Linked DNA regions of Homo sapiens: region 1 is linked to region 2. Evidence: read pairs that join two places in POLR2A ChIA-PET (ENCODE). Cell type or tissue: K562. All regions are shown on one strand. Region 1 overlaps IL17REL (interleukin 17 receptor E like). Region 2 has its middle 15 kb from the start of PIM3.

The links. ChIA-PET counts read pairs that join two places held together with the same protein. Peaks named below come from ENCODE experiments on the same cell type or tissue, not always from the same donor. Only the 100,000 strongest peaks of a DNase experiment are listed, where the experiment ranks them.
Region 1: POLR2A ChIA-PET joins it to region 2 with 5 read pairs; 11 of 35 experiments call an interaction of 5 or more read pairs at or near these places.

What each region holds. Positions count from the first base shown.
Region 1 is chr22:49,995,442-49,997,941 of GRCh38, forward strand. It overlaps IL17REL (interleukin 17 receptor E like), which reads right to left. Exons shown (of 15, transcript NM_001371417.1): 12 at 2,244-2,301; 13 at 1,879-2,042; 14 at 1,553-1,633; 15 at 1-1,419. The coding sequence ends at 1,234. Among named protein-coding and RNA genes, the nearest start is that of IL17REL, 16 kb to the right of the region's middle. In K562, no CTCF peak of the experiment used is centred here; no DNase peak of the experiment used is centred here.
Region 2 is chr22:49,944,205-49,946,704 of GRCh38, forward strand. No RefSeq gene overlaps it. Among named protein-coding and RNA genes, the nearest start is that of PIM3, 15 kb to the right of the region's middle. RefSeq lists a silencer at 1-81. In K562, no CTCF peak of the experiment used is centred here; a DNase peak (open chromatin) is centred at 1,366.

The DNA.
Region 1 (2,500 bases), 51 kb after region 2:
CTAGGCCCCACAGTCAGGTGAGAACACCCCACACTCTCGGAGGGGGGCCTGGCTCAGCTGTCCGAGGCTGTGCCTTGGCCTCCTGCCCCCCAGCAATGTGTCCCTGGCACCTACTTGTTCGTGAGGAGATTCCTGGCCTCAGGCTGCCGTCCCATGTGGGTGGGTGCAGCTGGAGAGAGACGTAGGGGTGGTACTGGCTGGGACACCACCTCCCAGCCCTGCCCCCACTGTGCGAGGCTGAGACATGTGAGGGAAGGGGAGGGGGCTGCCCAGTCCTGGGGTGCCAGTGGCTGTGGACAGCAGCCTTCCATCTGCAGGGAGGCTCAGCAGACAAGTGAAGGAGGAGCCCACCCTGGCCCCAAGAGGAGTGTGTATGACCCCCAGATCCCCCCACCTGAGCCAGGCCCGGTCCTCCTGCTGCCTCCAGGCCTGTCCCTGGGGCCGTGGACTTGCCCAGCATAGCATGGGCACTCCACAGTGGCAGGTGCCAGCCCCAGGGACACCTGACCAGCAGGTGGCCATTGCCCCTTTAGTCTGTGATCTGCTGGAGGTGACCTTTGCTAGGGAGGGGGACCTAGGCTTGGCCAAAAAGTCTTGCTGGGAGAAGGGGGAGCTGAAGGTCTGCGGGTACTGCCACGGCCCTGGGCATGTCCTGTGGGCAGCAGGCTGCCCTGAAATGGCTGTGGCTCAGCTGAGCTGAGGAGACATTCCAGAGACCCCTGCCTGGCCCACTGGTGCTCCCTGGAAAGGGTCTCCAGAGGCCCTGGGTGCCAGGCTGTCCTATCCACCCCCTCCCACCCCTCCCACCTCTGTGGCTGTTGCGGTTCACCCCACCCGAAGCTAGGCAAGCTCTTTTGCTCACAGGGAGGGGTGCAGGTAGGAGTGCCAGCTCTGACCCTTCCTGGACTCCAAGGCAGAGCCACGCTCCTGACCACACCCAGGCCACATGTGCTTAGTTCTGTCCACTGGGCAGAGTCCTGTCCTGATGTACCCTGGGTCCTGGGAGCCTGGGCCTCAGTGGCTGGTGGGCAAAGGGACATCCCAAGTCACTGGCGGTTGGAACCAGAGCTCTGATCAGGGAAGGTGGACCCCCAGGGAGGAGGAGGCAAGGCCAGTGACAGTGAGACCAGGGTGGGCGTGCGGGAGGCCCAGCGGTGTGTGGTGGAGGGAAATGCAAGGCTGGAGGGCAGTGCTGGGCACAGACCTGGGTTTGGCGCAGAAGCCTGACCTGACTCAGGGCCGGATGGTCTCCCCGTTTCCCCCACCCAGTCTCCTGTTCAGTGCACGCCACGCCCAGCCTGCCGTGGGAGGCCTAGGTCTAGTCCTCGGCCTCCTGCGGCCCCTGAGAGATGGGCACCCACTGGAGCGGAGGTTGCAGAGCTGCTGGGGGACGGAGAAGTGTACATCGGTCCTCCAGCCCTGCAGGCATAAGGCAGCTCCGTCAACATGGCCTCCTGCTTCCCCCGGGGATGGGGGATGGGAAGGGGGGGTGTGAACTGAGGTCCTGCAGTGGAGGAGATGGCTAGGGGCTGGGCACAGCAGCGACACCCACCTGGATGCAGATGCCTGGGGCACAGGCCTCCTCCCTGGGAAGGTCTAGGAAGGCAAAAGCAGGGGCGGCTGCCAGGTCACCCTGGGTGGGGGAGGGCAGGTCACAGGCAATGGGAGGAAGGGTGGATCAGGCTAAACACTGTCCTTCTCCCACATCCTCTCAGCACCCACAAAGCAGGGCTGGCCTCCCATCCCTCCCTGCCAGGTAGACTAGACCCTGGGTGGGCTCAGGGCCCGGGTGGGGCAGAGACCACCACAGGGAAGTGATGGGGTCCTGCCGCCACCACCCCCACCTCCCCAGGATGGAGCCCCACTCTCTCGGCTCACTGAGGCTGAAGGGAGCGGGCTGGCCTGGAGTGTGCGTTGGCAGGCAGGGAGCTGTGACTTCCTCCTGTGACACAGGTGCACCTGGAAGTGGGCGGGGCTGGACGAGAAGAAGGTGACCCGGAGGTGGCCCTTTGTGGGCGAAGGCTGGATGGTCATTTTCCAGGCTGTGGGGAGTGAAGGGTGAGACCCCCATCCGGCCCAGCACCCCACCGCCTCCCTTCCTTCCCCAGTGGGCCTGGCGCCTGCCCACTGTACCTCCCCCACACTGGCTTGGCACCGTTATTCCACCTCCCTGACCAGCACAGAGTGATATAAAGGATGTTCTGTGCTGCGTCCACATTGCGTAGGCCTCATGGAGAACTTACTTGGGAAGCGACGCTGTTCGAAAGGGCACCGCACCCAGGACCCCCAACTGGTAGAGAACTGCAAAGTGGGGTGAGGGGTGCAGGAGGGTGGAGTGTGTGTGAGGCAGGGGCAGGGACAGGGGCAGGGACAGGGACAGGCTGGGTCAGCTTCAGGGTGCTCTGGGCCCAGTTCTCCTCCTTAGGCCCTTAGCTCACCCACTGTCAGACCAGGAGGGGGCTCTGAGGGACGCCTGGGAGGCTAGGCTCCAGGGCTGGGC
Region 2 (2,500 bases):
AGGCCATGGCTGGCCACAAGCCGCCCTGCCGGAACTGCATGTTCTCAGTGTGGGCCCGAAAGGGATGGGGAGGCTCCTGCTCATCCTCAGCTGCACTCCCGCCCCCACTGCCCCTCTGGGAAGCCCCTGGCGTCTAACGTCCCATCAGCCAAAGACTTGCCAAGCACAGGCCCAGGCCTGGTCACCCCCAGCAGGGTCACCTCACTCTGGCCATGGAGGAGGTTGTGACACAGGATGGCCAGGCCTCAGCCCCACAGAGCTGCCTCCCTGAACCCTGTCCTGGCCTGGGAAGACTGGCTCTCACACTGCTGGGCCTGGGGACCAAGCCTGTGGGCAGAAGCGGCCCTCCAACGCTCAGGACAGGCCTGGGGTTGTCCAGGCCTCCCGGGTCCTGCCTCCTCCTGGACCTGGCCTTGGTCTGAGCACCTGTTCTCTCCATGCGGGTACCTGGGCCTCTGAAATCCCCGCTGGTGGAGGAGGTGTTGGGTGGCCCAGGATCACCAGCACACCAGGTGGCAGCCTCCACCCCAGACCTCAGGCTGCAGTGCCAGGCACCCAGAGCGCCAGGAGCCCACCGCAGTCACAGTGACAGCCGGGCCGTGCATCTTGGGGTGCGCTTGCGCCAGCCCAGAGCTCCTGACCGCATGATGTCCTGGGGGGTTGGGACCCGGAAAAAAGTCTCACTGCTCACCAGCCCCCCAGGAAACTCCGCCCCTTTACAGTGTCGCTGCTCACCAGTACCCCCAGGAAACTCTACGCCCCTTTACAGTGTCACTGCTCACCAGGTCCCCCAGGAAACTCTACGCCCCTTTACAGTGTCACTGCTCACCAGGTCCCCCAGGAAACTCTACGCCCCTTTACAGTGTCAACTGCTCACCAGGTCCCCCAGGAAACTCTACGCCCCTTTACAGTGTCACTGCTCACCAGGTCCCCCAGGAAACTCTACGCCCCTTTACAGTGTCACTGCTCACCAGGTCCCCCAGGAAACTCTACGACCCTTTACAGTGTCACTGATCACCAGGTCCCCCAGGAAACTCCGCCCCTTTACAGTGTCACTGCTCACCAGCCCCCCAGGAAACTCCGCCCCTTTACAGTGTCACTGCTCACCAGCCCCCCAGGAAACTCCGCCCCTTTACAGTGTCACTGCTCACCAGCCCCCCAGGAAACTCTGCCCCTTTACAGTGTCACTGCTCACCAGTCCCCCCAGGAAACTCTGCCCCTTTACAGTGTCACTGCTCACCAGGTCCCCCAGGAAACTCCGCCCCTTTACAGTGTCGCTGCTCACCAGCCCCCCCCAGGAAACTCCGCCCCTTTACAGTATTGCTGCTCACCAGCCCCCCAGGAAACTCCGCCCCTTTACAGTGTCGCTGCTCACCAGCCCCCCCAGGAAACTCCGCCCCTTTACAGTGTTGCTGCTCACCAGTCCCCCCCAGGAAACTCCGCCCCTTTACAGTGTCGCTGCTCACCAGCCCCCCAGGAAACTCCGCCCCTTTACAGTGTCACTGCTCACCAGCCCCCCAGGAAACTCCGCCCCTTTTGGGGCCAGAGATGCTGTGAGAAGTGGCCTTTTATTATATAAAACTGTTTTATGCAGAATTTAAGATGTACATGTGACCCCTGAGATTAAACCACAGCCCCAAACAGCTCCCTGATTTTAGCCTTGTAGGAGACCCTGGGGCAGAGGGAAACTGCTAAACCAGACTTGGATTCCAGACCCACCTGGAAGTCATAAATGTGTGTTGTTTTAAGCCACTATAATTTGGAGTCGTTTGTGACACAGCAGAGCAACAGATTACCATCATGGTGTTGAAGGTAGAGCCAGCTGGGCTTGCTGGCTGACTCCAGGGCATTGGAGGACGCCAGAGCATTGACCTGAGCCCCTGGCAGGTGTGGCTGGCAGCATTGGGACAAGGACAACGAAGGCTGCAAGTCAAGAACTCTGCGCTGGGGCCAGGCGGCGGCTCACACCTGCAATCCCAGCACTGTGGGAGGCTGAGCCTGATGGATCACCTGAGGTCAGGTTTGAGTTCAGCCTGCCCAACATGGTGAAACCCCGTCTCTACTAAAAATACAAAAATTAGCCAGGCATTGTGGTGCATTCCTGTAATCCCAGCTACTCAGGAGGCTGAGGCAGGAGAATCACTTGAACCCGGGAGGTGGAGGTTGCAGTGAGCTGAGATCACACCACTGCACTCCAGCCTGGGCAAAAGAGTGAGACTCCATCACAAAAAAAAAAAGACTTTGGATAAATATGTGTTGTCCAACAACTTTGGATAACAGAAAACACCACAACAAGTTGAGAAATGGATTACAGAAAAAAGAACGAGCTTCGTACGTTAGCACCTATAATATCATTTCATCCTGCATTTTGAACAATGAACCCTGAATTCTCATGTGCGCTGGGCTCTGCAAATCATGTGGCTGCTCCCCATAGTCAGGAAGGAGAGTGGGACTCAGGGGAGGAGGCAGGATGAGCTGAGACCCAGGCTGCCTGTCCCTA